2 separate regions of the Homo sapiens genome follow, and region 1 is linked to region 2. Evidence: read pairs that join two places in POLR2A ChIA-PET (ENCODE). Cell type or tissue: PC-9. All regions are shown on one strand. Links, peaks and the distances in the headings refer to the core of each region. The heading gives the core; the rest is flanking DNA.

Region 1 (12,175 bases), core at 1,374-9,373, 400 kb after region 2:
ACAGGTGCACGCCACCACACCCAGCTAATTTTTGTATTTTTAGTGGAGACGGGGTTTCACCATGTTGGCCAGGCTGGTCTCAAACTCCTGACCAAGTGATCCACCTGCCTTGGCCTCCCAAAGTGCTGGGATTACAGGCGTTAGCCAACGCGTCCAGCCTAATTTTTGTATTTTTTCAGAGATGGGGTTTCGCCATATTGCGCAGGCTGGGAGTCTCAAACTCCTGAACTCAAGCAATCCTCCCGCGCGGCCTCCCAAAGTGCTGGGATTACAGGTGTGAGCCACCGGCCCCGGCCTGTACCTGGCAAACTCTTAACTAGGTACCACCCCAGTGTCAGCTCAGGGCCTGGAGCTGGTAGGCGCTCCAAAGATAACCGCTGCGATTGCTGTGGTCACCATTGCCTTCGTGCTCCCCGCCCTGCTTCCCCGTCATTGGTCCTTTCCTTCTCTTTGCCCCACTCTCTCTCCGTCCAGACCTGTGTCACGGCTCTCATCGCCTCCACTTCATGACTGGCTTGGTGCACTGGGGTCCCACAGAATGGGCCGGGGCTGGTTTCCTCATCCACATCAAGCCCCCAGCCCAGGGTGGCACACTCCAGGGGCGATGGGCTTGGAGGAATGAGTGGAAGAGTGAATGAATGAATGAATGAGGCAGTGGGGCAGTCTGGTGCATGCACAAGTAACTAGCATGATGGGTAAGGGCTGGAAGAGAGGGGCAGAGTGTCCTTCGTGAGCAATGGCTCTTTGGGGTGGGGCCTGCAGGTTGGGTGCCGCATATCACCCAAGCTGCCCAGGGCCAAATCGCAGCTCTCAGGACCAGCTGAGTGACCTGACCTTGACCATCACATGGCTCCAGGGGTTCCATTCCCTCATCTGGAAATTAGGGATTATAACAGTAGTACTTGCTCAGAGTTGTTAGAAAATTAAGGCAGGAAAAGCATGTCGTGTTTAGAACTGAGCCAGGCATGTGGTGAGTGGTCCAGGGTTATCTCTGATTTGATGTGGAGGCTGGGCCGGGCGACAGGGAGTCTTCAGAGGAAGGACCTTAGCGTGGGGCATGGTAGTTACTGTGCTGTGGCAGGGGACAAGGTGTTCCCTGTGGAACAGAGGGGGAAACAGCTCAGAGGTGCCTGGCGTGCCCGCAGGGTATGCGGCCCCCTACCTGACAGTGTTCAGCGAGAACTCCATCGATGTGTTTGACGTGAGGAGGGCAGAATGGGTGCAGACCGTGCCGCTCAAGAAGGTGAGGGTCCGCCAGAGCCCTGGGGTAGCGCCGGGGGTGGAGGCGTGGCCTGACCGCTGTGCCTGCTGCCTCAGGTGCGGCCCCTCAATCCAGAGGGCTCCCTGTTCCTCTACGGCACCGAGAAGGTCCGCCTGACCTACCTCAGGAACCAGCTGGCAGGTGAGGGAGTGCGTGTGTACGGGTGTGTGCGTTCCCCAGTGCGCACGTGTGGCTGTGTGGCCCTGAATGCCAGCTGACTGGGCCCCGGGAATGTGTGAGCACAGCCCAGCTCTCCACTTCTCCCACAGAGAAGGACGAGTTCGACATCCCGGACCTCACCGACAACAGCCGGCGCCAGCTGTTCCGCACCAAGAGCAAGCGCCGCTTCTTTTTCCGCGTGTCGGAGGAGCAGCAGAAGCAGCAGCGCAGGTGCGCGTGCACGACGCGGGGGCTGAGGCTGGGTGGGGCCGCCTCCGCTTGTGGACGGGTCGAAGGGAGGGTGGAGCTTCGCCACCCACTACTTACACCTCCGCCCACAGGGAGATGCTGAAGGACCCTTTTGTGCGCTCCAAGCTCATCTCGCCGCCTACCAACTTCAACCACCTAGTACACGTGGGCCCTGCCAACGGGCGGCCCGGCGCCAGGGACAAGTCCCCGGTTAGTCCTCTGGAGCCAATCACAAGCCACTTTGGTGAGGCTGAGCCAATAACCGGCCTCTGTGGTGAGCTCTAGCCAATCACGGGCCGCTGTAATTACTCCTAAGGCCTGGGACTCACACTTCTGCTACCTGGGACTTAAGTAAAACCAGGCTGGGGGCCCAGTGGCGTTCATTTGTCCTGGTCTGTTGTGCCTTGGGCCTCTTGTCCTCCTTGTGCCTGCTAGTCCCAGCCCCTCCGCACTGTCACCCAACAGGCTCCCGAAGAGAAGGGCCGAGTTGCCCGCGGCTCCGGCCCACAGCGGCCCCACAGCTTCTCCGAGGCGTTGCGGCGCCCAGCCTCCATGGGCAGCGAAGGCCTCGGTGGAGACGCAGACCCCAGTAAGGGCAGCCCCTCAGCCTCCAGTGTGCCACCCCCCACCCCAAGTTTCTACCCCCTTTGGATCCCTGAAATCTGATCTTGGTATTTTTGTCTCCTCGTCTGCTGCTGGAGCAGTGAAGAGGAAACCCTGGACATCCCTGTCCAGCGAGTCTGTGTCCTGCCCCCAGGGATCGCTGAGCCCTGCAACCTCCCTAATGCAGGTGAGCGGGTCCGGGAGGCTTGTCCGTCCCCTATTCAAACGTCAGGCAGTTCCGTTTTATGCTAGGCCTTGCACAGTGACCTAGGCTAGGGAACAAGCTGAGCCCATCCCTGCCCTCGATTCTACGAGATGCAGATTCTTACCTGTCTCACCCCACCAGTGGGCACCAGCAGGATCCTGGATGCAGGCCAGCCTAGGTGGGAATCTTGGCTCTGACTGTTCCAGCTGTGTGGCTCTGGGCAAAATGCCCAACCTCCCTGATCTTGTCTTACCTGTAAAATGATGTGGTTTCTGGGAGGCCTGCATGAGCTGATGATACCTGCGAAGGGCTCAGCATAGTACCTGGCATGGGGAAGGTGCCACAGAAGGGGAGCTCTTGGGATTCTTTTTTTTTTTTTTTTTTCCAGATGGAGTCTCACTCTGTCACCCAGACTGGAGTGCAGTGGCACAATCTCGGTCAGTGCAACCCCCACCTCCCACATTTGAGCAAGTCTCCTACCTCAGCCTCTCCCAAGTCGCTGGTATTACAGGCATGCATCACCATGCCCAGCTAATTCTTGTATTTTAAGTAGAGATGGGGTTTCATTATGTTGGCCAGGCTGGTCTCGAACTCCTGACCTCAAGTGATCCGCCCACCTTGGCCTCCCAAAGTGTTGGGATTACTGATGTGAGCCACCATGCCCGGCCACTCTTGGGATTCTTAATAGAGGCCCAGTCCACAGCAGGGAGTTGGGGGGTCAGAGGAGGGAGCAGTCCATTCTGAATGAGGGCAGGGGAAAACCTAAGAGAAGCCAGGGAGGTTCCCATTCCCCCTGCAGCCACGTCTACAGCACACACATCCACCCACTCCCGTCACACCAGGCCACTTGGAGCCCTGGGGCTTGCCATGTTCTTCCACACCTGCAGGCTCTTGCCCCTGCAGTCCCCTCTGTTTTGAATGCCTTTTCTCTATCTTCACCTTAACCAACATCAGACTGCCCTCCAGGTGACCCACCAGGATCATCTTCAAAGGAGCCTTCCTGGCCGCTTGGTCAGGTAGTCATTGCCTCCCTGGGGCTGGTGCCACCTTTGCCACCCCGCTCCCTCCACACCTTCCTTGCAGCTTCTGCTGTGCTGTGGGTTTCTTCTGGTGCCTGTTCTCCTCTGTTGACTGTGGGCTCCTTGGTGGTGGGGGTCAGGCTTCATTCTTCTGCCCAGAGTAAAGCATGTGGTCGACTGAAGGAAGAATGGAGTGAATGAACAAAGGGACTTTGAGGCTGGGCGCTGTGGCTCACCCCTGTAATCGCAGCACTTTGGGAGGCTGAGGCAGGCAGATCACTTGAGGTCAAGAGTTCAAGACCAGCCTGGCCAACATGGTGAAACCCTGTCTCTACTAAAAATACAAAAATTAGCTGGGCCTGGTGGTGCATGCTTGTAATCCCAGCTACCTGGTGGGCCGAGGCAGGAGAATCACTTGAACCTGGGAGGCGGAGGTTGCAGTGAGCCAAGATCATGCCACTGCATTCCAGCCTCCAGAGCGAGACTCTGTCTCCAAAAAAAAAAACGAAAAACAAAAATTAACTAGGCATGGTGGTGCATGCCTGTCATCCCAGCTACCTGGGAGGCAGAGGCAGGAGAATCACTAGAACCTGGGAGGCAGAGGTTGCAGTGAGCCAAGATCATGCCATTATTGCACTCCAGGCTAGGCGACAGAGCAAGACTCTGTCTCAGAAAAAAAGAAAAAAAAAAGGACTTTGAGTCCATTCAAAGTTAAGTAGGAGCTCTCCAGGTTCTTCCAGTGACCCATTTACCACCTCTACTCCTCACCTCACATCTGGCTTCCTCCAGGGGCCCTGATACAGTGGGTGATGGGTCCTAAGGGGGCCTCCAGGACCCACCAGCCCTATGAGGAAAGAGTTCTTCCTGATCCTACCCCTTGACTTCCTTTTCTTTCTCCTGCAGGTCTCAGAACGGCCCCGAAGCCTCCCCCTATCCCCTGAATTGGAGAGCTCTCCTTGATGCCCTCTGTTAGGGCCCACCCCAATCCCAGGGCAGAAGGACATGAGGGAGCAAAGAGCTTGAGGAATGCCATACTCCGGCTGGTCCGGGACATGGAAATTCGGACTCAGGGAGGACCCGGGCTGGGCAATGACTGGGAGACTTGCCTGGGTTCCCAGGACTTGGGGGTCCTGACTCCCAGCCCTCATCCTGCCTTACCCCTCTGTTCCCAGCCCCAGCCTTTCTAAGCCATTGGGAATAGAATGGCCCCTTTTGTTCTGGTGTCCAGGGGTGATTGTGCCAAAGCTCTTATTTCCAGTGCCAAGCCCCCAGAGGCTTGTAAGAGTTGGGATGAGGGATGGAGAGGGACTGGGTCTCTGGGAACAGGTTGGAGGTCTTATCTGTGGACTGTCTGACTCCCAGCTGAGGCCAAGATGGGGCATGTCCCCGTCTCTGCTTAGCGTCTGGGTGAGAAAAACAGGCTGTGATCCAGAAGAAGGGAAGATAGAGAAGGAGGGAAAGGATGTAGGCGAAGGAGGTGAGAGACAGGATAGGAGGAAGGAAGTGGAGGAGGAGGTGATAGGAATTGGAAGGAGGTAGAAGCCGTGCAGAGGAAGAGGGGAGAGGGACGAAGGAGGAGCGATGAAGAAGAGGAGGGAGACAAAAAGAGGGATGGAGGAGAGAGGGAGTCTGGAGAACAAAGGGTCCTTTCTCTGGGGAGGGGTGCAGTGGGCGGGGCTGACACTGTCAGCCAATCCTCCCATCGGGGAAGAGAATCCTGGACAGGGACAGGATGGGGAGGGTATTTATAAGGGCTTTTTGGTGGGAGATGGGTACCCAGTGGGGGCCACTGGAGGGTCTCCGGGCACACTCTGGCCCTTCCCAGAAAGGGGGTCGTTTTTCTCGAATCTTCAACCAGTTGTGTATTGGAAACTAGGGCGCATTTTACTATTGATCACAGTCATTATATTGTTATTATATTACTATTTTTATTAAACCTCCCCCCACTGAAGTGTGGGGGGCAAAATAAGTATTTATCTCCTCAAATGCCACATTCCCAGGAGGGACAGACCCTGATGCTCTGTGAGGCGCAAGAAACCAATAAAGATGCCGGGCGCGGTGGCTCACGCCTGTAATCCCAGCACTTTGGGAGGCCGAGGCGGGCAGATCCCGAGGTCAGGAGATTGAGACCATCCTGGCTAACACGGTGAAACCCCATCTCTACTAAAAATACAAAAAATTAGCCGGGCGTGGTGACGGGTGCCTGTAGTCCCTGCTACTCGGGAGGCTGAGGCAGGAGAATGGCGTGAACCCGGGAGGCGGAGCTTGCAGTGAGCCGAGATCGCGCCACTGCACTCCAGCCTGGGTGACAGAGTGAGACTCCGTCTCAAAAAAAAAAAAAAAGAAAAGAAAAGGAAACCAATAAAGACAGCTTTGTAAGCTGCTGGCCTCCTTGCCTGGATCTGTCCTCTTGGGGTTCAGAAGGTGGGAGATTAGGAATGGAGGGAACAGTGGGGGTGTCACAGACAGTTAAAGGCCAGATTGTCTTCCCTGCCTTTTCAGGAATCAGGTGACATTCAAATGGGGTAAATGAAGGGACTTAACTAACGAAGGGCAGTTTACAGAAGCATGCACAGTGCTAAGGGAACACACCAATGAATGGCAGTGCCTCAGGGCCCGGGCAGCAGAGAGGAGCTCTTAGGACCCCCAGGCCACCCAGGCAGGAAGAGGCAGTGGTGCTACCCGACAGGAGCTCTAGCTTTTGGTAAAACTTGACCATGGCTGAGCTGAAAGGCAGCCTAGGAAATAAATTCCTCCGCCTCACTCCCTCCCATTTTCTGCCTCCCTTTGTCCAAATTCAACCAGCAGCCAGAGGCTCCAAGAATTCAGTGAACTGGCTGGGCACGGTGGCTCAAGCCTGTAATCCCAGCACTTTGGAAGGCCAAAGCGGGCGGACTGTGCCACCGCACTCCAGCCTGAGTGACAGAGCAAGACTCTGTCTCAAAAAAAAAGGAAAAAAAAGTCGTGGCTTGGTGGCTCACACCTGTAATCCCAGTACTTTGGGAGGCCTAGGCAGGTGGATCACCTGAGGTCGGGAGTTTGACATCAGCCTGGCCAACATGGTGAAACTCCATCTCTACTAAAAATACAAAAATTAGCCGGGCATCGTGGCGGGCACCTGTAATCCCAGCTACTTGGAAGGCTGAGGCAGGAGAGTCGCTTGAACCCAGGAGGCGGAGGTTGCAGTGAGCCGAGATCGCGCCATTGCACTCCAGCCTGGGCAACAAGAGTGAAACTCCCGTCTCAAGAAAAAAAAAAAACTCAGTAACTGTAGGTTGTAGTGGGCAGTCTTGGCACAGAGCAGGGTGGAGAAGGGGGAAGTGGATCCGAAGGGCACACCATGGGTATCCAGTGCCCTGCTGCCCACCCAGGTGAGGCTGATGAAGAGGGAGCAGGGGAAGGTCTGGGAGGGGTTTCACTTATTCTTGGCTGGGGTGTCCAAGACTTAGCAGGACCCAGGCCTCAAGGCTGGGCTGAATGGGGAAGGAGGGGAAGGAGTGTGCCCTAGCTTCAGGGCACGCCTGGGGCAGCCAATGGCTATGCTCTGAGGCTTATGGCAGGCCCTAAAGCTAGGGGAAAGTACTGAAAAGAGACGGGGCCACTACGTGGTTGGGAATGGGGATTGGAGGGTGTCTGGAATTCTAGGGCCTGGTTAGGGGCCCAGGCATGAGAGTCAGGCAGCCTGGATTCTGGTCTAGCTATGCAGCCACAGGCAAGTTACCTGGCCTTAGTTTCCGCATCTGTAAATGGGAATCGTAAAACCTATCTCAGGGCTGGCACGGTGGCTCACGCCTATAATCCCAGCACTTTGGGAGGCCGAGGTGGGCGGATGAGTTCAAAACTAGCCTGGCCAACATGGTGAAACCCCGTCTCTACTAAAAATACAGAAATTAGCCGGGTGTGGTGGTGTGCACCTGTAATCCCAGCTACTCAGGAGGCTGAGGCAGGAGAATGGCTTAAACCCAGGAGGCAGAGGTTGTGGTGAGCTGAGATCGCGCCACTGCACTCCAGCCTGGGTGGTAGAGCAAGACTCTGTCTCAAAATAAAATAAAACTTATCACAGGCTGGCTGAAGTGGCTCACACCTATAATCTTAGCACTTTGGGAGGCTGAGGTGGGAGGATCTCTGGAGACCAGGAGTTTGAGGCTGCAGTGAGCTATGTTTGCACCACTGCACTCCAGCCTGGGCAACAGAGAAAGACCCTGCCTCAAACAAACAAACAACAAAAACAAAACAAAACAAAAAAACTATCTCATGGGAGGTTCTGGTGAGACGAGTAAGATCATGGTGGAAAATGCCTTCGGCCCACTCAGGAAATATTCTTCGGCCTACTGAGGTGCAGAGACTCAAAGAGAGAGCCCTGTATGGAGATACTCAGGCCTGTGGCAAGCTGAGACCTGGAGCTGTCCCTCACTAAACTGGAGAAACGGCTGCTTCCCAGTGCCCAGCAGTAATTCAGCCAAAAGACTTTCAGATGTACAAATTTTTACACTTCTAAAAAATTAATTTTCTCCCAATATTTTATGTTAACTTTCTTTTTTTTTTTTTGAGACAGAGTCTCACTCTGTTCCCCAGGCTGGAGTGCAGTGGCGTGATCTCGGCTCACTGCAAGCTCCGCCCCCTGGGTTCATGCCATTCTACTGCCTCAGCCTCCCAAGTAGCTGGGACTACAGGCACCTGCCACCGTGCCCGGCTATTTTTTTGTATTTTTAGTAGAGACGGGGTTTCACCGTGTTAGCCCGAATGGTCTGGATATCCTGACCTCGTGATCCGCCCGCCTCGGCCTCCCAAAGTGCTGGGATTACAGGCGTGAGCCACCGCACCCGGCCTATGTTAAATTTCAAACCTGCAGAAAGATGGAAAGAATATGAACTCCGGCCAGGCACTGGCTCACGCCTGTAATCCCAGCACTTCGGGAGGCTGAGGCAGGCAGATCACCTGAGGCTGGGAGTTCAACATCGGCCTGGCCAACATTGTGAAACCTCATCTCTGCTAAAAATACAAAAACTAGCTGAGCATGGTGGTGCGCACCTGTAATCCCAGCTACTCAGGAAGCTGAGGCAGGATAATCACTTGAACCAGGGAGGTGGAGGCTGCAGTGAGCTGAGATCGTGCCACTGCACTCCAGCCTGGGCGACAGAGCAAGAATCCATCTCTAAATAAATAAATAAATAAAAATTTAAAAAGGCCTGACGTGGTGGCTTACGCCTGTAATCCTAGCACTTTGGGAGGCTGAGATGGGTGGATCACCTGAGGTCAGGAGTTCAAGACTAGCCTAGCCAGCATGGTGAAACCCTGTCTCTACTAAAAACATAAAAAAAAAATTAGCCAGGGCGGGTGGCGGGCGCCTGTAATCCCAGCTACTTGGGAGGCTGAGACAGGGGAATCACTTGAACCTGGGAGGCGGAAGTTGCAGTGAGCTGAAATCCCACTACTGCACTCCAGTCTGGGCAACAGAGTGAGACTCCATCTTAAAAAAAAAAAAAAAAAAGGCCGGGTGCGGTGGCTCACGCCTGTAATCCCAGCACTTTGGGAGGCCGAGGCGGGTGAATCACGAGGTCAGGAGATGGAGACCATCCTGGCTAACACAGTGAAACCCCATCTCTACTAAAAATACAAAAAATTAACTGGGCGTGGTGGCGGGCACCTGTAGTCCCAGCTACTCGGGAGGCTGAGGCAGGGGAATGGCGTGAACCTGGGAGGTGGAGCCTGCAGTGAGCCGAGATCGTGCGACTGCACTCCAGCCTGGGCGATAGAGTGAGACTCCATCTCAAAAAAAAAAAAAAAAAAAAAAAAAAAAAAACTCCATATACTCTTCCCCTAGATCCACCAATAAACATTTTGCTGCTTCTGCTTCCTATCTATATAGCATGTATTTTGCTAAACCATTGAAAGTAAGTTGCAGACATCTTGAATCTCACATCTAAATATTTCAGCAATTATGTCTTAAGAATAAGAAGCCAGGCCTGGTACAGTGACTCACACCTGTAATCACAACACTTTGAGAGGCTGAGGCAGGAGGATTGCTTGAGCCCAGAGTTCGAGACCAGCCTAGGCAATATAGCGAGACTCTGTCTCTACAAAAAGTAAAAAATTGGCCATGACAATTAATTTATGTTGTTTAAGTCACCTACTTTGTGGTACAGTTGTGTCAAAAATGTTATTTGGCAAGGTACCGTAGCTCACGCCTGTAATCTCAGCGCTTTGGGAGGCCAAGGTGGGAGGATCACTTAAGGCCAGGAATTTGAGATCAGCCTGCACAACATGGCACGACCCTGTTGCCTAACATGGCCCTGTCACCCAGGCTGGAGTGCAGTGGTGCAATCATAGTTCATTGTGGTCTTGAATTACTGGGCTCAAGTGATCCTCCTGCCTCAGCCTCCCAACTAGCTGGGATTACAGGCCCATGCCTGGTGGATTTTTTTCTTTTTTTTTTTTTTTTTGTAGAGACAAGGTCTTATTATGTTGCCCAGGTTGGTCTTGAACTCCTGACCTCAAGTGACTCTCCTCAAGAGCCTCGGCCTCCCAAAAGTGCTGGGACTACAGGAGTGGGCCATTGCACCTGATCTAGATTAAACTTTGTTTTTATTTATTTATTTTTCCATTGCCCCCTAGATTAAACTTTTTAAGTCAAGAATATTACCTAGCTGGGCACGGTGGCTCACGCCTGTAATCCCAGCACTTTGGGAGGCTAAGGCGGGCAGATCACAAGGTCAGGAAATTGAGACCATTCTGGCCAACATGGTGAAACCCAATCTCTACTAAAAATACAAAAATTAGCTGGGCATGGTGGCACGTGCCTGTAGTCCCAGCTACTCGGGAGGCTGAGTCAGGAGAATCGCTTGAACCCAGGAGGCGGAGCTTGCAGTGAGCCGAGATCGTGCCATTTCACTCCAGCCTGGCGAACAGAGTGAGACTCTATCTCAAAAAAAAAACAAAAAACAAAACAAAAAAAAAGAATATACCTAGCTGGTGTTATTTTAAATTAATTTTAATTACAACAATACACAAAATTTTTTGGAAAAGAAATTAGGGGCCGAATTCCCCTTTGACTCCCTCCCCTCCACCCATGAGATGACTTTCTCTTAGCTTGTTCAATGCATACCCATATTGGCGATGTCCAGAGGGACCACCCTCCCAGGGCCTCCTTGTCTTTAGCAGCAGAAATCCCACTGGAGCTTCAGACCCTTCCATCCCCTGTCCTCACACTCACAGCTGGGCCCCCCAACCCCCAGCCAACCTCGAGACCCTCAGAAGTGGTCTTGCCCTTTATTGCTGTGTGTCATTTCACCACAGGAGGCTCAGATGTTCCAGGGACAACTCCGGCCATCCCCTTTTCTGACTCCATCTCCACCCCTCCCCAGCTCCTGGCAGATGTCCTCTGTTCCCTCTGGGGGTGATGGTCCATCGTTAGCAAAATCTCCTGGTCTTCACTACCTTCTCCAGACAGTTCCTATCCCTCCTGCTCTAGCAGAAACCTTGGACTCCTGAGGTCACCACCACTCCTGTCTCCCCCGCAACCCCCCGCAGGCTCTCCTGCACCCCTCCTGCGATGGGCCTGGAAGAGTTGGGGTAGGCATCCTCCATAATCCCTCATCACTTATAGACATTCTGCTCCCTCCTCTTTTGCTTTCCTTTTTATTTTTTTTCTGCCCAAGATAGTACTTCACCTCCTCCTTTCAAACACTCAGGTTTGAACTCCAGTTATCAGCTGATGCCACCCACTTGGTTTCTGACATCTCCCAACCCATGACGGCCCAGTTCTAGATCATTTTAGTTCCTGGCTTGCCATCACTCCAACCTACTTCTGTCTTAATTCTTAGACATGTTGATATCTATGCTGGGCCTCCCAGTTCCTTGAAGCCCTCTTCCCACTGGATCTTGTCGTCTATCCTACCTCAGCCACTCACTCCCACAGTCATCCTGGAGAGCCGCACTGTCCTATACAGGAGCCCAGCCACACATGGCCACGGAGCACTGCATCTCTCCCGAATTGAGATATGCTGTGAGTGCAAAACACATACTAGATTTCAAACAGTCTGTGTGAAAGAATTGTAAATTATCATTAATAATTTTTATTATTTTATTTATTTATATATTTTGAGATGGGGTCTGGCTCTGTCACCTAGGCTGGAGTGCAGTGGCATGATCTTGGCTCACTGCAACCTCCGCCTCCTGGGTTCAAGCGATTCTCATGCCTCAGCCTCCCGAGTAGCTGGGATTACAGGCGCATGCCACCACACCTGGCTAATTTTTTTGTATTTTTAGTAGAGATGGGGTTTCACCATGTTGGTGAGGCTGGTCTTGAACTCCTGACCTCAGGTGATCCACCAGCCTCACCCTCCCAAAGTGTTGTGATTACAGGCATGAGCCACTGCGCCCGACAATAATTTTTTTTTTTTAGATGGAGTCTGGCTCTGTAGCCCAGGCTGGAGTGTAGTGGCGTGATCTCGGCTCACTGCAAGCTCCACCTCCCGGGTTTAAGCAATTCTTCTGCCTCAGCCTCCTGAGTAGCTGGGACTACAGGAGCCCACCACCACACCCAGCTAATTTTTTATATTTTTAGTAGAGATGGGGTTTCACCATGCTAGCCAGGATGGTCTCGATCTCCTGACCTCGTGATCCGCCCACCTCGGCCTCCCAAAGTGCTGGGATTACAGGCATGAGCCACTGCGCCTG
Region 2 (12,175 bases), core at 2,662-10,661:
CAGCCCAGGAGTTCAAGACTAGCCTTGGCAACATGGTGAAACCCCATTTCTACCAAAAGTACAAAAATTCGCCAGTCTCATAACCTGGTCTCAAAATAAATAAATAGATTAAAATTGAAAAGTAAAACAAGAATATGGAAAGAGAACATTTATTAACTTTACAGTGGAGAAACCTGGTAGACACTACCTTAACCAAGGGATTAACTTCAAAATCACCAGTAATCAGTCATGTTGACATCATATATGCCCTCATATGATATGATATGATATGATGAGAAGGTCATATCACCTCCATGGTTCTCCTTTCCCAAATCCACAATCCCAGTTTAGTCATGAGAGAACCATCAGACAAATCCAAATTGAGGCCAGGTGCAGTGGCTCATGCCTGTAATCCCAGAACTTTGGGAGGCCAGGCCAGTGGATCACCTGAGGTCAGGAGTTCAAAACCAGCCTGACCAACATGGTGAAACCCCATCTCTACTAAAAATGCAAAAATTAGCCAGGTGTGGTGGCATATGCCTGTAATCCCAGCTACTTGGGAGGCTGAGGCAGGAGAATCCCTTGAACCCGGGACACGGAGGTTGCAGTGAGCCAAGATCATGCCATTGCACTCCAACGTGGGCAAAAAAGAAAAAAAAAATTCAAATTGAGGGACATTCTACAAAATACCTGACCAATACTTTTCAAAACTGTCAAGGTCATGACAAATAAGGAAAGACTAAGAAACAGTCACAGATCAAAGGAGACCAAGAAGACATAATAACTAAATGTAATGGGATATACCAGCTGGTGAAATCCAAATAAATCTCTAGTTTAGTTAATAGTAAATTACCAATCTTAAATTATTACTTTTGACAAATGTACTAAGGTAATTTAAGATGATAATATGAGGGGAAACTGGGTGAAGTGGATACAGGAACTCTCTGTACTATCTTTGCAACTTTTCTATAATTATACATTTATAGAAGAATAAATACACATTTATTCCAAAATTTTATGAAGGTAAGCTAACAGAATATATTTAAGAAAACCAATATCCAGAAAATAAATTTTATCCAGAAAAAAATATATACATGTTTATATGTGTGTGTGTATATATATATAATGTATATATATAATGTATATATATAATGTGTGTGTGTGTGTATATATATATATATATAAAATGTATATATATATTTTTGAGAAGGAGTCTCACTCTTTTTGCCCAGGCTGGAGTGCAGTGGCGCAATCTCAGCTCACTGCAACCTCTGCCTCCCAGGTTCAAGCAATTCTCCTGTCTCAGCTTTCCAAGTTGCCGGGATTACAGGCGCACACCACCACGCCCAGCTAATTTTGTATTTTTAGTAGAGATGGGGTTTTACTGCATTGACCAGGCTGGTCTCAAACTCCTGACCTCAAGTTATCTGCCCACCTCAGCCTCCCAAAGTGCTGGGATTACAGGCATGAGCCACTGCGCCTGGCCAAGAAAAAAAAAATTCTTATGTAAGGCGATAAGAAAAAAGATAACCCTGTAGAAACATTGGCAGAAGTCTTGGATAAGCATTTCATTAAAAAAAAGCCATCCAAAATACCAATAAGTTCATGCAAATATTTTTACATTCCTTAGACATCAGAGAAGTGCAAATTGGAAATCACAGTACAGTATCACTACACACTCACTATAATGGCTAAAATTAAATTACAGACAATACCAAGTGTTACTAGGGATGTGGAACAAGTTGAACTCATATGCTTCTAATGAGGGTGTGAATTGGTATAACCACTTTGGAAAACTGCTTGCTTCTATTACAGAGAAACACACCCATACTTTATGATCCAGCAGTTCCAATCCTAGGTATGTATCTGACAGAAACGCAAGCGTGGGCTCAGTGCAGTGGCTCACATCTGTAATCCCAGCACTTTGGGAGGCTGAAGTGGGAGGATTGCTTGAGCTTAGGAATTTGAGACCAGCCTGGGCGACATAGTGAGATCCTGTCTCCATATTTAAGGAAAGAAAGAAAGAGAGAAAAAGAAAGAAAGAAAGAAAGAAAGGAAGGAAGGAAGGAAGGAAGGAAGGAAGGAAGGAAGGAAAGGAAGGAAGGAAAGGAAGAAAGGAAGGATGGAAGGAAGGAAGGACAGACAAGTGTGTTTTTTCACCAAGAGAAATGTACAAGAATATTTATAGCAGCAGTATTTGTAACAGCCCAACCTGGGAAAAGCCCAATGTTCTTCAGCAATAAAATAGGTAGACTGGGCGCGGTGGCTCACGACTGTAATCCCAGCACTTCAGGAGGCCGAGATCTGCGGATCACAAGGTCAGGAGATTGAGACCATCCTGTCTCTACTAAAAATACAAAAAATTAGCCGGGCGTGGTGGCACGCGCCTGTAGTCCCAGCTACTCGGGAGGCTGAGGCAGAGAATTGCTTGAACCCAGGAGGCGGAGGAGGTTGCAGTGAGCTGAGATCGTGCCACTGCACTCCAGCCTGGGCAACAGGGCGAGACTCCGTCTCAGAAAAAAAAAAATTGGTAACGTTTCTGTATTAGTTTCCAATTGCTGCTGTAACAGATTACCACAAATTTAGTGCCATAGAACAACACAAATGTATTATCTTACACTTCTGGAAGTGAGAAGCCTAACGTGTGTTACTGAGCTAATGTCAGAGTGTGGGCAGGGCTGTGTTCCTTCTGAAGACTCCATGGGAGAATCTGTTTGCTTGCCTTTGCCAGCTTCTAGAGGCTGCCTGCATTCCTTGACTTGTGGCTCCTTCCTCTGTCTTCAAAGCCAGCAGCACACAGCGTCTCCAAAGGTCTCTCTCTCACTCTGACCTTCTTCTTCCACTTGTAGGGACCCTTGTGATCGTACTGGGCCCACTCAGATGATCCAGGGTAATCCTCCTTCAAGATCCTTAGTTACATCTGCAAAGTCCCTTTTGCCATAGAAGGTAACATATTTATAGATTCCAGGGATTAGGATGGGGACGAATGTTACTTATTGATTTCTAGTAATATATATACATTATATATAGACGTAGATATATTTTCTGGATATGGTTTTTTGTTGGATATTGGTTTCTGCAAGTATCTTATTCTACTGCATACCTTGCTTTTTAAAAATAATTTTTATTTTGTAATAAATATATATTTACAGAAAAGCTATAAAGATTCAAACATCTTTGGGGGTCATTATTCTGTCTACCACAAGTAGTATATTCGTACCATGGATTGTTATACACGAAGAAAGAACGAACTAAATTACATATGACAACATGAGTGCATCTCACAAACGGTATAAATTACAAAAACTATGTAGCTCAAGTTATATAAAGCCCAAAAACAGGCTAATGTAATCTGTGGCATTAGAAATAAGGATAGTGATTCCCATAGGGGAGGGTAATGACTGAAGAAGACATGGGGGGACGGGGTTTCTGGAGGCTGATCATGTTCTGTTTCTTGACCAGTGTGTTGATTAATGGGTGTGTACAGTTTGTGAGAATTTGTCAAGCTGAGCCTTGTGCATTTTTGCATGTGTGTTATACTTCAATAAAAAGTATATGTGGGCCACGTGCGGTGGCTCATGCCTGTAATCCCAGCATTTTGGGAGGCTGAGGCAGACAGATCCCTTCAGGTCAGGAGTTCGAGACCAGCCTGGCCCACATAGAGAAAACCCGTCTCTACTAAAAATACAAAAACTAGCTGGGCATGGTGGCACATACCTGTAGTCCCAGCTACTCAGGAGGCTGAGGCAGGAGAATTGCTTGAACACAGGAGACAGAGGTTGCGGTGAGCTGAGATGGCACTACTGCACTCCAGCCTGGGTGACAGAGTGAGACTCTGCCTTGAAAAAACAAAAACAAAAACAAAAACAAAAAAACAAATAAACCTGTATGTGGGAAGAAGAACTCCAAGATGGTCCATCAAATTCCTGGCCCGGGTGTACACAAACCTTCTCCCAGTTATTCAAACACTAATCTAGGTGTTGTGAAAGGATTTTGCAGATGTAATTAAGGTCCCAAATCACTTAACTTTAAAACAGAGATTTTTCTGGGAGGGCCTGATCTAATAACATGAGATTTAAATCTGGGTCTAGAGGTCAAAGACTGGGAGTTGGAGATTCAAAGCATGGGAGAGATTTGATATGAGGAAGATATTCCTTTGAGGTGGAGGAGGCCACTTAGCCAGGAATGTAGGTGGCTTTTATGAACAGCCTGTGAGGAAATGGAGACATAAATCCTACAGCTGCAAGCAGTTAAATCGAACCAACAATTGAAATGAACTTGGCTGTGAATTCTTCCCCAGAGCCTCCAGAAAGGAGGCTTCGTTTCAGCCTCCTAAGAGCCTGAGCAGAGAACCCAGCTGGCACTTCTGGCCTGCAGAATTGTAAGCTCATAAATGGGTGTTATTTTAAGCCACTAAATTATGGTGATTTGTTATAAGCAATATAAGACTATAACATTCACAAAAAATAAAGTGGCCATTGAGAAATTTGAGGGACACTCAGTCAAAAACCACCAGTTTTACATTCAGTTCTTTTGCTTGTTAACGTGTCTGCTCACCTAGGAGGAAAGAAGGGGGAAAGGCTCCTGAGAATGTGAGCTCTAGAAACGGAGTCTTCCCAGAGAGACTGGACCACGACTAGCCAGCATTGCCACTCAGGCGAGATTGGCAGTGGCAGGGAGAATGGACCAGACATTCTCTAAGATTCCTTTTCATCTTATAATTCTGTGGCTCACAATATTCTAAAATTCATTCATTCACTCATTGGTTCATTCACTCATCAAATATTTATTGCAAAGCTATCACATGCCGGAAGCTGGTTACATGTAATGTTGTAAAAGTTTTTACAGATGTGATTAAGTTATTAAAAAAACAAAAGCAGAAGAGGTAGAGTATTAATCCTTTTTTTTTTTTCTCTTGAGACACTCTGTCTCGCTCTGTTGCCCAGGCTGGAGTACAGTGGCGAGATCTTGGCTCACTGCAGCCTCTGTCTCCCGGGTTCAAGTGATTCGCCTGCCTCAGCCTCCTGAGTAGTTGGGACTACAGGTGCGTGCCACCACACCTGGCTAATTTTTATATTTTCAGTAGAGATGGAGTTTCACCATGTTGGACAGGCTGGTCTCGAACTCCTGACTCAAGTGATCCGCCCACCTCGGCCTCCCAAAGTGCTGGGATTACAGGCATGAGCCACCACACCCAGCCCCTATTAAATCCATTTCTATAAGAACGTGTGTGTGTGTGTGTGTGTAAGTATGTGGGTGTCATGTATGTACTAAGAGCTGCAAGGATACAAATTCATGCCTGACAGAAATGGGAGATGGGAGATGTTCAGAGGTGGAAGGGAGAGTAGGTTGAGAGGGACATGCACTTATGTACCTGATAACAGAAAACAACTCATATTCAGGCACTGTTCTACCTGCTTTACAGACTAATTTTCACAACAGCCTTATGTGGTAGGTTCTATTATGATGCCCATGTTACAAATGGAGAAACTGAGGCACAGAGCGGTTAAGTAACTTGTCAAGGATCACAAAGCCAGTAAGTGGCAGAGCTGAGATTCAAACCAAAGGAGTACGTTCGAGTCCTGCTTCTTAACCAATGAACTACACTGCCTGTTTCTGGATTGTTTGGGGAAAAAATGTTTTTAACAATGAGTATGCATGCTTCTCAGAATTTAGAAAAAAACTACAAGGTGGCTCAACCCTGTTATTCCAGCCCTTTGGGAGACCAAGGGGGAGGATCGCTTCAGTCCAGGAGTTCTAGACCAGCCTGGGCGACATTGCAAGACCCCACCCCATCTCTATTTTTAAAAATGAGCCCGGGCTTGGTGGCAGGCACCTGTAGTCCTAGCTACTACAGAGGCTGAGGTGGGAGGATCGTTTGAGCCTGGGAGGTCGAGGCCGCAGTGAGCTATGATTGTGCCACTGCACTGCAGCCTGGGTGCCCGAGCAAGACCTTGTCTTAAATCAATCAACCAGTAAAGAAAAAAATCCCAGTTAATTGAAGGCATTTACAATAGGGTTTGTGGAAGTTTGTGAAAGTTCACCAGTTCCTAACACTTCCTCTTTCTCCTCCCCCATCCTTTTTCGAACCCCAGGACTCCCCATCCCCACCTCACCCCAGACACACTGGTGAGGAAGGGGTCGGGGGGCGGGCAGGCTCACCGCCTCCCGCTCCCCAAAGCCAGGACTGTGCAGTTGATCCCAGGAGCGAGCCCGGCGCGGCTCCCTGCCGGCAGCGAAGCGAAACATTTGGACATGGCCCCGATTTTTCGGGTGCGGTTGGCAAGTCCCGGCGTGCGCGAACCAAACCTGCGGTTCCCGGGGCAGCTTTGAGCGGGTCGGGTCGGCTCCATAGGAGAATGGCCCCACCTGCAGGCAGAGAGCTCCGGATAGCTGCCGAGTCACTTTCTCAGCAAAAACGGGCTTTTGCTGTTTCCAGAAGGATCCAAGAGAGGACTTTCAGCTCTGGAATTTTGAACTCAGGATCTGTTTCTCCCTCGCGGAAAGAGGAAGGTGGACGAAGGGCAAGCCCAGGCCGGCAGGGGCTACCGCAGGAAGACGCCCATTCCTGGACTCGGGTTCGCAGGAGCCCCCTTGCTCCCCAGAGCCGGAACTGCGCTGCCTGCCACGCTGTTGGGGACAGAAGGCCTCACAGCCTCCCAGAGTTGGGGGCCGTCCCATCTTCCCAGTACACAGGGGTCACAGCCCCAAATCCAAACCGGAGGAAAGACTCTATACCCCAGAGCTTCCCAGGGGGCAACCTGTGGTTTAAGTGCTTTACGTGCTTTAACTGGTTTTTGTTTTTGTTTTTTTGAGATGGGATCTCGCTCTGTCAGCTAGGCTGGAGTGCAGTGGTGCAATCACAGGGCACTGCAGCCTCAAACTCCTGGGCTCAAGCAATTCTCCCACCTCAGCGTCCCAAGTAGCTGGAACCACAGGTATACATACCCCTCCACCCCCAGGTAGTGGGCGTCTCCCTATGTTGACCAGGCTGGTCTGGAACTCCTGGGCTCAAACAATCCTCCCGCCTCTGCTTCCCGTAGTGCTGGGATTACACACATGAGTCACCCGGGCTGGCCTCATGTCTTAACTCTGGATCCTCACAAGGACCTTACAGAAGTAGGAAAGAGGCCCCAGGAGGCTGGGCTCCCTGACTTGCTCAGGTCACTTGGATAGTCTGGCCTCAGAGCCCAGCTGATATCTACTAAAAGAGACTCCCCAGTCTGCTACAGAAAACAGATAGTTCCCGTCTCTACTAAAAATACAAAAATTAGCTGGGTTTGGTGGCATGTGCCTGTAGTCCTAGCTACTTGGGAGACTGAGGCAGAAGAATCACCTGAGCCCGGGAGGCGGAGGTTGCAGTGAGCCGAGATCGCACCATTGCACTCCAGCCTGAAGACAGAGGGAGACTCCGTGGAAAGAAAGGAGAGGAGAGGGGAGGGGAGGGGAGGGGAGGGGAGGGGGGAAGGAAGGAGAGAAGGAAAGAAAGAGAAAGAGAGAGGAAGGAAGGAAGGAGATAGTAATTCATTGCCTGCACTCCCTGCTTCATAAGTATCAATACCAATTATTTAAATGTGCAGGAAATCCAGTGGAATGAAATCAACACGGTTGTTTTTTATCAGCCCTTCCCCTTAGGATTTGTCAGCTTGCAGCTGGTGGTGCTACTGCATATGGGCTGCCTTTGTATTTTTGTCCATTTCACATCTTCATGCCTGTGAACCTGTTAGGTATTCCTTCCTGCCCACCTTGCAAACTTGATTAACCATCTTTTTTTTTTTTTTTTTTTTTTTGAGACAGAGTCTTGCTCTGTCGCCCAGGCTGGAGTGCAATGGCATGATCTCGGCTCACTGCAAGCTCCGCCTCCCGGGTTGACGCCATTCTCCTGCCTCAGCCTCCCGAGTAGCTGGGACTACAGGTGCCCGCCACCATGCCCGGCTAATTTTTTGTATTTTTGGTAAAGACGGGGTTTCACCATGTTAGCCAGGATGGTCTCAATCTCCTGACCTCATGATCCACCCACCTCGGCCTCCCAAAGTGCTGGGATTACAGGCGTGAGCCACCGCACCCAGCCAATTAACCATCTTTTAAAAGCAGTCTAAATGCTATCTCCTGCCTGAAGCCGTCAGCAGCCCCAGCTAGCAGAAATGCTGTTAGGATACTTGTCTCACTGCATGAAAATTACAATTTTCCTGTCTATCCCCTCCTGGATCCAGAAGTGTTTTTTCCAGAGTGCGACACTTCCCAGAATCCACTGGAGAGCCAGCCCAAAGGGCATATCAGGATGGGACAAATTACATTCTGGAAAAGCTGCCTTGGTGATTCCAATAGTCCTCCCACCCAGGTGAGACCCACTGCCCAGAAGTGGGGTTCCTGGGTTAGCATGATATCTCATCTGTCACCACATCTCAGCATCCAGCAGAGGCCGAGTGCTGGAAAAAGGGTGTGGGAAGAGATTGAGTTCACACGGCTCACCTGCTCATTGCATTAAGAGTATTTCAGAACAGAGTTTTTCAGTGGGGGCAGAGAGCATGCCCCTGCCTCAGGTGAAAGTCTTGGGCATGAGCCTGTCACCTACCAAATCACCATGAGACAGCATGTGACCTTGCGGATGGCCGGGGTTCGGAAGAGGTCCAAGATTGAGTTGGAGGTGCAGACACTTGCAAACTCGCTTTGGATGTAGGAGCTCATCACCTAGGTAAGAAGACTCTGCTCAGGGAAAGCGAGGGAGCTCGGACCCCACATCCCTGCTGGGAACCCCTTCGTCTGTGTGGAGGAGAGCTGGGGTTGAGGTCTTTGGTGAGGTGGCTGGCCCTTGTCTCCGCTCCGTCCAAGGACTGATGGCACTTGAGGGGTGTTGAGAAGTGCCAACACACTGTTTCCAGGGTGTTGAGAAGCTCCAACACGAACTCCAACACTACTGAGGTTCTGCGGTTCTGGAGGGCCTCCCACCCCATTCCTGGTATAGACTCGGAGATTGAGTCAGATAAGAGCAGGGGTTCCAAGTGGTTCTGCCACTTCCTACTGTGTGTTCTCAGGCAAGTTACCCGTCCTGTCCCCACTTCAATTTCCTCTTTGTCAAAAATGAGACATGAAATGAGATTACATACATAAAGCTCTCAGCCTAGTGCCCGGCATGGGGCTTGAGAAATGATGCTTATTGATAATAAATGGTAACTATCTTATAATAAATGGTATTTATAATGGTGCTTTTGTTATTGATTCCCCAGTAATTTTACTGTGTGGTTGCTATTTTAATAATTTTAGTTTATTATTTTATTAAAATTTCAACTGGATGTCAAGGTTAATAGGGTTATTTCCTAATTACAAAGGTGGATTGACTGATGAGCAAAGCAGTTAAATTATTTATCCTAAATCACACAATCATTCAATACCTAAACAACATCTTTCGCACATGAGAACTCTGCCTGTCCTGTTTATTCCCAATGTCTACACCTGGATGGCACGTGAGTCCTGGGAAGTTGCTAAATTCTAGTACAACTGGAGGTTGCCAGCAAGACTGAAGACTGTTCCCACCCTTCCTTCCTCCCAGCTCGCTTACCTCCTTGGTCAGCCTTTCCCCTTCCTCCTTCCTCCCGTTCATTGCAGCCACCTTCTGCAGATTCTGTACAGCTAACTGGGACTTGCCATGCAGGAGGAGCCAGCGGGATGACTCTGGAAGCCACCTGGGACCGAGAGGAGGAAGAAGGATCTGGGGCTGGGTAGAGCTCATTCTATTCCCCAAACCCAATACCCCCTTGTCTACCTTCTTTCAGACCCAAAAAAGATGACCTGTCCTCCTGTCTGTAGCATCAGGAAGTCTGGGGGCCATGCCAGCTTCCCTTTTTTTGCAGTACATCATACAGAGACTCACTGAACAGTATTTAAAGACTACAGAGGACTTGGCCAGGCACGGTGGCTCACGCCTGTAATCCCAGCACTTTGGGAGGCCCAGGAGGGTGGATCACCTGAGGTCAGGAGTTTGAGACCAGCCTGGCCAACATAATGAAACCCCATCTCTACTAAAAATACAAAACAACTAGCCGGGCATGGTGGTGTGTGCCTGTAATCACAGCTACTCAGGAGGAGGCTGAGACAGGAGAATCGCTTGAACCTGGGAGGTGGAGGTTGCAGAGCCGAGATCGCGCCACTGCACTCCAGCCTGGGTAACAGAGGGAAACTCCATCTCAAAACAAAAAAAAAACCAAAAAAAAAAAAACAAAACTACAGAGGACTTAGGATTTCAACAGACCCGTGGCATTTTTTTTTTTTTTTTTTTTTTGGACCAAGTCTCACTCTGTCGCCCAGGCTGGAGCACAGTGGAGCAATCTCGGCTCATTGCAACTTCTGCCTCCCAGATTCAAGTGATTCGCCTACCTCAGCCTCCCGAGTAGCTGGGATTACAAGCACCCACCACCATGCCTGGCTAATTTTATTTTATTTATTTAATTATTTTTTTTGTAGAGATGGGGTTTCACCATGTTGGCCAGGCTGGTCTCGAACTCCTGACCTCAAGTGATCTGCCCACCTCAGCCTCCCAAAGTGCTGGGATTACAGACGTGAGCCACCACACCTATCCCAGACCCGGTTTTGAATCTGGTTCTGACCCCAGCTGTGTGGCCTTGTGTGAGTCATGGGCCCTCTCTGGGCTGTGCTTCATTACCCTCTTATATATGCCCCAGTTATATTCTTATAACTTTATAAGCACTTAGAGTACTTATGAAGTGTTGAGGGATGCGAAGGAGTTGATGAAGGCAAAAGCTCTTGGGACGTTCCAGGGCCCCACACTAATGCAAGGGATTTTACCAGAGCGTCCCAGTAGCCATTCGTGAGGACTTGAGAGCTTGCAGCCTCCATGAACGCCTGCCATCCTTTGTGTCCCCTGTCAAGTCCAGCAAGCCCCGGTCACTGCACACCCCAACCTCTCACAGGGCCAGGTGAAGACTCGGCCACACAGGTGCACCCTCCCCCACCCCACTCTGTTCAGGACATACCAAGAATAGAGGAAAAAGATCAGGAAAGGAGCAGAGATGGCAAACTGCAGGCACCGCCAGGGGCGAATCAGGTAGGCTACCCCAGCCAGGATGAGCTGGCCCAGGGTGAAGGAATACCCCAGCAAAATACCCGCCACAGTCCGGCCCCGTGTGGGCATCCACTCCACAACTGGGGAGAAAACAGTGACATTCAGCGGCATTCAGCTACCCATGTGGTTAATTCACCACACCCCCCCTTATGATTCTGACCACTTAAACTCATTCCAGAGACCCTCTGAGACACAGGCAAAGGTGTCCCTACTGCACTCCAGATAAATTCTAAGTGGATCAAAGAACTCAATAAACAATAAAACCACAACAATGCCAGAAGAAATCATGGTAGATTATTTTATAATCTTAGAGTAGGGAAAGGCTTTTCCAAGAAAGTCACAAAACCCAGAGGCAATAAAAGGGGAGGTTGACAAACTTGGAGTCGTAAAAATAAAAAATGTCCGCATTGGAATAAAACAAAACAAAACACCGTAAGTCAAGCCATAACGTCAACAAAAAATGTAAAAATATAGTTGTAACCCAACTAGCAGATAAAGGACTAATTTTGGGCTGGGCGCGGGGGCTCACTCCTGTAATCCCAGCACGTTGGGAGGCTGAGTCGGGCGGGTCACTTGAGTCAGGTGTTTGAGACAAGCCTGGACAACATGGCGAAACCCCGTCTCTACTAAAAATACAAAAATTAGCCGGGCATGGTGTTGTGTGCCTGTAATCCCAGCTACTCGAGTGGCTGAGGCACAAGAATCGCTTGAACCTGGGAGGCGAAGGTTGCAGTGAGCTGAAATGAATTGGACCACTACACTCCAGCCTGGGCGACAGAGCTAAAGACTCTGTCTCAAAAAATAAAAAAAGAAAGAAAGAAGAAAGAAAGACTAATTTCCCTAATACTGAAAGAGTTTTCACAAATCAATTAGAAAACGGCCAACAAGCTAAAAGGAAAATGGGCAGAGGTGCTCAACCCCATGCAAAGACAGAAAATACTAATTTTTATAAATAGCAAAACTTGGAACAACCTGAATGTCCATCTGTAGGGGACTGGTTAAGTAATGATGACACACCCTTACGAGGCAGCTGTAACAAATTAATGAGGAAGCTTCTTCCCAATGGGCAAGAAGCCTGTGCGTCCAGTCCTTCAGCAAATCCTTCAGAATTAAGCC

The links. ChIA-PET counts read pairs that join two places held together with the same protein. Peaks named below come from ENCODE experiments on the same cell type or tissue, not always from the same donor. Only the 100,000 strongest peaks of a DNase experiment are listed, where the experiment ranks them.
Region 1: POLR2A ChIA-PET joins it to region 2 with 11 read pairs; 3 of 35 experiments call an interaction of 5 or more read pairs at or near these places.

The regions. Positions count from the first base shown.
Region 1 is chr11:64,816,754-64,828,928 of GRCh38, reverse strand. It overlaps CDC42BPG (CDC42 binding protein kinase gamma), which reads left to right. Exons shown (of 37, transcript NM_017525.3): 31 at 1,146-1,243; 32 at 1,318-1,402; 33 at 1,531-1,651; 34 at 1,762-1,879; 35 at 2,135-2,258; 36 at 2,374-2,459; 37 at 4,400-5,877. The coding sequence ends at 4,456. Among named protein-coding and RNA genes, the nearest start is that of MEN1, 12 kb to the right of the region's middle. RefSeq lists an enhancer at 1,421-1,921. In PC-9, for the core only: no CTCF peak of the experiment used is centred there; no DNase peak of the experiment used is centred there.
Region 2 is chr11:65,219,960-65,232,134 of GRCh38, reverse strand. It overlaps the pseudogene SLC22A20P. Among named protein-coding and RNA genes, the nearest start is that of POLA2, 36 kb to the left of the region's middle. RefSeq lists an enhancer at 6,066-6,265 and a silencer at 10,140-10,369. In PC-9, for the core only: no CTCF peak of the experiment used is centred there; a DNase peak (open chromatin) is centred at 7,054.